2 separate regions of the Homo sapiens genome follow, and region 1 is linked to region 2. Evidence: read pairs that join two places in POLR2A ChIA-PET (ENCODE). Cell type or tissue: IMR-90. All regions are shown on one strand. Region 1 overlaps LOC105378758 (a long non-coding RNA gene). Region 2 holds the start of CYP2J2 (cytochrome P450 family 2 subfamily J member 2).

The links. ChIA-PET counts read pairs that join two places held together with the same protein. Peaks named below come from ENCODE experiments on the same cell type or tissue, not always from the same donor. Only the 100,000 strongest peaks of a DNase experiment are listed, where the experiment ranks them.
Region 1: POLR2A ChIA-PET joins it to region 2 with 5 read pairs; 2 of 35 experiments call an interaction of 5 or more read pairs at or near these places.

Annotation. Positions count from the first base shown.
Region 1 is chr1:59,776,671-59,780,670 of GRCh38, reverse strand. The region is part of intron 4 of LOC105378758 (a long non-coding RNA gene); the gene reads left to right. All of the region lies in intron 2 of LOC101926944 (a long non-coding RNA gene), which reads right to left. Among named protein-coding and RNA genes, the nearest start is that of HOOK1, 36 kb to the left of the region's middle. In IMR-90, a CTCF peak has its summit at 2,996 (motif pointing right); no DNase peak of the experiment used is centred here; H3K27ac peaks cover 881 bases.
Region 2 is chr1:59,925,043-59,929,042 of GRCh38, reverse strand. CYP2J2 (cytochrome P450 family 2 subfamily J member 2) reads left to right here and starts at 2,270. Exons shown (of 9, transcript NM_000775.4): 1 at 2,270-2,506. The coding sequence starts at 2,297. RefSeq lists an enhancer at 2,387-2,922. In IMR-90, no CTCF peak of the experiment used is centred here; no DNase peak of the experiment used is centred here; H3K4me3 peaks cover 694 bases; H3K27me3 peaks cover 654 bases.

The sequences.
Region 1 (4,000 bases), 150 kb after region 2:
AGGAAAATACAATTGTGTGTATATTAAATGTAGTCATGAGCTCCTTGGCAGCTGAGGAATAGAGGGAAACACTGTTCTTAATATTTAGTAGATTCTGGAGTTCTGGGAGGCATCAGATATAGTTCCTAGAAAAGACTGAGTGAATGAACAAATAATGTAAATGACAGCAAATTTTATAATAAAAGTATACAAGTATTTTTCATATAAGTCATTTTATAGTTGTGGCCTGGTGAAATCTAAAGACCAGAAAGATAAGACTCTGGTGTGGACCAGAGTGAGGTGGCCAACTGTAAAGCTTCCTGCAGATGGGTGCCTGCAGGGAAAAGCTTATGGGTAGTGGGGTGGGGATTGAGGAGCTGAGGAAATTGAGGAGGTTTCTACTTTACATGATTCTACAACTCTATGTGAAGTAGAATGCAACTCCCTCCTCTTTTAAAAACCCTTCAGTGGCATTCCATTACACTATGACAACATCTGAACTCCTTATCATGGCCTTCAAGGTCTTATGTGATCCAGCCTTGGCCCCCTTGTGGTCACGTATCCCCTGGATCATTCCACTCTCACCACGATGGACTTCATCCAACTCTTCAAACATTTTGAGCACCTGCTATTTAGTGTTCTTTTAAATGATGGTTTTTCTACCTGTACTGCTGTCTCTCTGCCCTTTCACTTGGCTAATTCCTAGTCATTCAATAGATTTCACCTTAAGTATTTAACTGCAGAGAAGACCATCTTGACTTCTACCTAACCCCATTTGTATTAAATCATATCTATAACCCTTTTATAAAGAATCTGGTATTTTCCTTCATAGCATTTATAACAACCCATTTGTGCTTTCATTTATTCAAAGTCTTTTTATGTATATATACATGGGTTAGTATATATACATACATGTATTTTCTATCTTTTTCCACTGAGAGAAACTAGAAGCACTTCCGGCACCCAGATCTTGGTTTCTGATACCATTCTCCAATAAAAGGAACCAGTGTTCTTTGGAGAAATCACTGATTCTAGGGCAGGGGTGGGAAAATCCAAGATAAGCCTGGAGCATTTTGTAGTGACAGAATGCAAGGAAGGGCTCAACAAAATGGGGACATGTGAAAAGGGCACAGTAGTCAACCTGAAAAAGCTCCCATTGGCCAAAGCTAGGCAGTGGGAGCTCTAACTTGTTGCCCCAGTTAGGGAAACAAAATAAATGACAGTATTGGAATATAACCTAAAAAATAAAATGAATATTCATGAATGTTTACTGAGTGATAAATGATTGAATAAATAAATAAATGGAGGAGAAAGGATAAATATTTCCTGCCAAATTCCAAATGATAAACGTAGTTGCTGCCTCCTCCACGATGTAGAGCTTAACTCTGCTTCCCTTGTGAGGGCTGGATTTAGTACTCACTTCTAACTAACAGAATATGAAAAGGGAAAAATAGAAACTTAACAGCAGAGAAATCTGCCATGTATCACCTTAACTAAATTAATAAGGTTAACATCATCAATGATAGCTCATGTTTATAGCTTGTATCCTTGATGTGATGTGGTGAGAAGGGCACTTTGCCAATATGTCATTTGTCCAAAATATTCAGAACTCTAGTCTACTTATATGAACACATCAGACAAACCCAAATGCGGGGACTTTCTCCAAAATGCCTAACCAATCCTTTTTTTTTTTTTTTTTAGATGGTATTTCGCTCTTGTCACCCAGGCTGGAGTGCAATGGTGTGATCTCGGCTCACTGCAACCTCCGCCTCCTGGGTTCAAGTAATTCTCCTCCTCAGCCTCCCTAGTAGCTGGGATTACAGGTGCCCGCCACCATGCCCAGCTAATTTTTGTATTTTTAGTAGAGACAGGGTTTCAACATGTTGGCCAGGCTGGTCTCAAACTCCTGACCTCAGGTGATCCACCCACCTCAGCCTCCCAAAGTGCTGATATTACAGGCGTAAGCCACCAGGCCTGGCCCTAATCAATAATTTACAAAGGTGTCAAGGTCACAAAAAACAAAGAAAGTCTGAGAAACTAAAGAGATATGATGATTCAATGAAACATGGTGCCCTGGATTGGATCCTGGAAAAGGAAAACATTAATCAAAAAATTGGCGAAATTTGGTTAGAGTTTGTAATTTAGTTAGTAGCATCGTACCAATGAAAGTTTCTTAGTATTGATAAATACTGTATGGTTGTGTGAGTTGTTAACATTAGGGGAAGCAATGTGAAGGGTATATGGAACTCTCTATTGTTTGCAAGTCTTCTGTAAAACTAAAATTATTACAAAATGAAAATTTAAAAATGTCTTCTTCTACTAAACTTTATCTGTTGCTCACTACTGTATATTCATTTTTGGAACAGTGATGTATGGTGGGTAAAACTGTGGTTTCTCGAGGCTGGATGCATGTTTGATTTCTGGCCCTGCTATTTATGAACTATGGGAGTGGCAAGTTTCTTAAGGACTTCTTGTCTCAGTTTCCTCATCTATAGAAGGGGCATAAGGTGGTTGCGAGAATTGGAGGGCTTAATATATATAAAACACATACAACAATGCAAGGTTAGTTATTACGGGTATAATTTCCATTTAATATGTCATTGTTGAATGAGTGAATAAATGATTCAGGGCTTTTTGCTAAGTGTGAATCAGGATTGAATTCAAGTCAGAGAGAATATTTGAAGAAGAGGCAGGACATAGAGTAGTTTGTTTACAGTGGAATGGAGGCTCTGTAAGGCATAGCTGGTGGGTTGGCACAAGGATGGCAGAAGGATAAGGAAAAACTGTGGGGCATGTAAGCCAGGAGTGATACTGTTATGGAAGTGTGTATGAGGGCTTTGTGTTTGGAGCAGTGGTGAAGGTTGACAAACAAGGGCAATTGGTCTCTCCTGGGCATATTGCCTTCAAATTGGTTCTTCACTTTCTCCTGCTCTGCTCTGTATTTCAGGGGACTGACCCTTGAATTCTGCATATTTGGCCAGTGGGAGGCACTGGTGGAACACTAGAGGGAGGGAAGAGGGGAGAAGTTGGAATGTTTCTCCCCTCCCTCTCTGTCTTGGGCAGCAACTCCCCAGCAGCGCCATCTCCAGAACAGTCCTGCCAGGATGCCAGCTTCGCCCAGGGGCCCGTAACACTGCCTCTTCCTCTGTCCCTCTGGCCTAGGGTCTTAGTGGTTCCCTTCAGTTATGATTCTCTGGGTTGCCTCACTACCCCATGCTTGGCTCTCAGTTCCTCCACTTCTGTGTAATTAATTCCCAGTTTTTAAATCCCTGTTATGAATACTCAGCTGGCAGCTATTTCCTGCTTTGACTCTGACAGAAACAAAAGGCACGATGGAATTCCCTGTCTTCCAGCCTGACTTAAACTCAGGGGAAAAGATTTTTCAGTGCTACCATAGATAGAAACGCTGGCTACTTTCCTAATTGCTGGTTATAGGGTCCGTGTGCTGTGACCTGGCCTGGGCTTCAGATCATTGCAAAGCTTAGAAGGAGGAGGTGCTGATGAGAGCCCATTTAGGCGTATATCATGCACCACTGCCTTATGGAGAGTCCTGGACAGAACTGGACCTGATGGAAGGGAAAGATCTGATGGGAGGAGAAGGTCCTGGAATCTCAGTGATGCAACAGCCAGACCCAGTGTCACATCCATTGGGGGTTATGTGGGTTGAAGAGCTCCTTCTGCCTAAGTGTGCCAAGTATTGGAGTCAGGGGTATCCACATTACTCCAGCCCCTTTAAGTACACCTGGCATACTCGCTGGACTTCATACAAAAAGACACTACTATCATCAGCATTTTGTCTGGAAGATGATAGTGAGGCAGCCATATGAACTACCTCTCACTTGAGTTCTTGCTTTCTGTCTTCCTCACCTGGGCTCCATACCTTACATCCATTGCTCACCTGGCCCATTGGAAGAACAATCTGGCTTGGCCAGCTGTCTTGCCTTTGACCTCAGTATCCCTTGCAGGTATAATTCCAGCATTTATTTTTCAGCTTCTTATGCTTCCACCATAGTGAGGTAGG
Region 2 (4,000 bases):
TCCAGCTGATTGCTCTACTGTTTTCAACAATGCCTTGGGGCATACATTACTTCAAAATTTGATGCAATTAAATTTGGGCTTCTTCTCAGGAATAGTCTTTGAGGCCAGACTTTGAGATTTGTTCTGGTCCCAAGAGGGTTCTTCCTAGCTAACTCTTGTGCTGACCGACTTTGGTAAACTTCTAGTTAGCCTATGGTTTATCCTCTTGTTCTCATAGAATTACCAGCCTCCTATTAATTGCTTACCACCAAAATCTCTATTGTTTCAGGCATTCATCTCTGGTGTTTGTGGCTAACCTCTCCCAGTGTGGAACCTCTATCTCATGAGAAAGCTGGGATGAGGGCAATTATGGCCCGGGGTAGGTATTATTTCTGCCTTACAAGTCAGGGCTGGATGGAGGAGGATATCCCTAGACCTCTTAGCCAGTCTTGCCTAGAATAGAGCTTCTGCAACATGACATTCTGGGGGCTGGGTATAAGAAATGCTGGCAGTTTTTCCATCTCAGGGAGATACTGTAGCCTTCATTTGAGAGCTAGGGAAAGTGTTCTTGGATTTAACTGTCTAGAATGGGGTTTCTGTCACGTTGATCTGGGGACTAGGAGAAAGAGTGAGTTATGGCTCAAATGCCACAGACTCTTACTGTGTTTACTAGCATTTAGTAGATTCTTCTTAAATAAAATTTATTTATTTACTGTATGCCTTTAGAACAATTTTCAGGGACTTAAATTATTTTAGTTTTATAAATAATTTTTAGCAATCACAATTTTTTACTAGGAAGAGGTTCTGTGGGGTTTCTCATGCTGCCATTATGGAAGTCATTCCCCTGCATCATTCTTTAATGCAAAAAATAAAAAGGAAGGAGAGATATAACAAACCTGACGTCCACTGATACGGGAATGAGCAAATAAATTGTGGCATAGTAATAGAATACTATCCATCTATTAAATTAAGTGAATTAGAGCCACATATATCAGTCAGGATAAATCTCAAACACATAATACTGAGTTGTAGAATAATTCGTGTAAAAATATCATATATAAATATTAGAAATATTGTATGGATGCATAACAGCTGTAGTAAAACAGGAAAATGTGGACTAGAAGGATAAAAGCTAAGCTCTGACTAGTATTTCTCTCTGGACCTTAGAAAGAGAACAAGAGACTTCAACTCTCATTTCATTTCTTGCTCACACCTGTAATCCTAGCACTTTAGGTGGCTGAGGTGGGCAGATCACCTATGGTCAGGAGATTGAGACCAGCCTGACCAACACGGCGAAACCCCATCTGTACCAAAAATACAAAAATTAGCCGGGCATGGTGGCATGTGCCTGTAGTCCCAGCTACATGGGAGGCTGAAGCAGAAGAATCGCTTGAACCCGGGAGGTGGAGGTTGCAGTGAGCTGAACTCCAGCCTGGGCGACAGAGCAAGACTCTGTCTCAAAAATAAAGAAATAAAATAAAATATTGTAAGCAGAATATGTGACTCTATGTTGAGTACATGAGTGTGTACTATACTATTCCTGAGCTATGTTTCATGTTTTCAGTCTCACCATTTGTGAAACCCAAGCAGGCACTCACCAGATGGTATGAAAGGCTGGAACCTGGAGGTCCCACAGTCTTGGGGCTTTGGAGAGGAGCCTAATAGAGCAAACCAGCAAGGATCGGAACTAAGACATTCCTTCAACAAATGTTAATTAAGCACTTATTATGGCTGCTGCTCAGTGCTAGCAGCTTTGGTGTAGTGCCTTTTAATCTTCCAGACACTTTCAAATACAGGACCTCGTTTAGATGTGTTTCAGAAGGGTGGATTTATTTGTTCACCACATACTTAGTACTTAACTTTTCTGTTTCCTCAACAGCAAGATGAGACTACCGAGAGCTTCTCCTTCATAATTTTGTCAAAATGAAATAATAATCTATGTAAAGAGGCGGATGTGCTGCCTGGCATATAGTAAGAGCCCAAGAAATGTTAGGTACTGCTGTTGTTATCGCTGTTTACCAGGCACAGTTCCAATCATAGGAGAGACGGTGATTGAACCGAACAGAGGCTCAAATGTCTGTGGCGCTCTCAGTAAACCCATGAGCTTTCTAAATAGAAAAGAAACTGCTCCTAGCCTGGCCTTTTCTGAGACCGGTGCGTGTCCTCCCGGGAATCCAGCGCCTGGCATCTTCGCAGGGTGCTGCGAAGGGGCGGGCTGGGAGGCGGGGCACGGCTGGGAGCGAGGCGGGGCGGGGACCGTCGCCTGCTGGGACCGCCGCCTGCTTGGACCGCAGAAGAGCAGGAGGACGTCTGAGCCATGCTCGCGGCGATGGGCTCTCTGGCGGCTGCCCTCTGGGCAGTGGTCCATCCTCGGACTCTCCTACTGGGCACTGTCGCCTTTCTGCTCGCTGCTGACTTTCTCAAAAGACGGCGCCCAAAGAACTACCCGCCGGGGCCCTGGCGCCTGCCCTTCCTTGGCAACTTCTTCCTTGTGGACTTCGAGCAGTCGCACCTGGAGGTTCAGCTGGTAGGAGTGGGAGAAGGTGCCTAGCGTGTCCTGACCCTAACTCTGTTCTGCAGCACAAGGGACGTTCCGGCAACGTGGGTGGGGTGGGGGATGAAGGGCAGGAAGAGGTGTGGCTAACGCTGGTAACCTGGTAAAACCCACTTTGAGTTTCATTTCCTAACCCATTAACTGGCATGATTCCACCTGCACTTTCTAGGGATGGAATATTATTAAATGTTTACTATTTGCATGTTGTCATGTTAAACATTACTGGAACACCTTACTTGTAATGTGATTACCTTGCCCTCTTTTATATGATTGTCCTTAAAAATGCTATACTTTCTTTCTGAGAAACTTCATTTCCCATACATAAAATGGTGATAATACTACCTCAATCTTGATCATTTCTCAACTGAGTTATTCCCACTACACTAACTGAGCCCTCCAGCTTCAACCTCCTTCCCTTGCAGTGCACTCTCACTAAGTAATAATTTTAAAATGTTCTTCCTCTGCTTAAATTTTTGCCAAACGGTGTTCAGACTCCTGACTGAACCACCTGGGACCCTTCTTGATGCAGCTTCTTTCCGTCTCTATACAATAATCTCCTATCAGGGCTCCCCGACTCTGGTGACCAAGTTCTTTCAAGTTCTCTCAGACATCAAACCCTATCTCAAGAAACCAATACTGGTTTTCCTGCCACTCAGCACAGGTAACTTGCTGAGAGACAACAGTGTGACAAGTGATTATGAAGATTAGATAAAATAGTGAATGGTCAATACTGACATATAGTTGGTACATAACAAATAGTAGTTCCCCTTTCCCTGCACATGCCTGCAGTACTTTAAACACATGGCTGTATATTGCCCTCAAATATTGATAGACAAAGTTTTATCACTTTATGGGAGAAATACCCAATTGGTAATACTAAGTGACAGAATTAGCCACAGAATGTTAAAACTAAGCCCCCAAACCTGTGTCCTTATTTAATTAATATGTTGTTTAATTTCCAAGTATGTGGAGATTTTCTTGTTATCATTTCTGTTAATTATTTCCAGTTTGACTCCATTGTGGTCAAACATCATACTATGTACAATTTCAGTTCTTTTAAATATGTTAAGGTTGATTAAATGACACAAGATATAGTCTATCTTGATAAATGTGCCATGGAGGCTGGAAAAAATATGTATTTGACTATTGTTGGGTGGAATAATTGATATAAATTATTGTTGGGTGAAGTAATTGATATCAATATCAATTTGATTTTACTGGGTAATGATATTGTTTGGTTTGCCTATATCCTTGTTGACTTGTTATCTACTTATTCTATCAATTACTGAAAGAAGAATGTTGAAGTTTCAAAGGACAGTTGAGAGTATCTATTTCTCCATTCAGTTCTAGTAGTTTTTCCTTCATGTATTTAGAAACTCTGTTGTTTTGCACATACACATTTAAGATTATCATGTCTTCTTAGTGAATTGATCCTTTTATCCTGTAATGTCCCTCTTAATTCTTCAT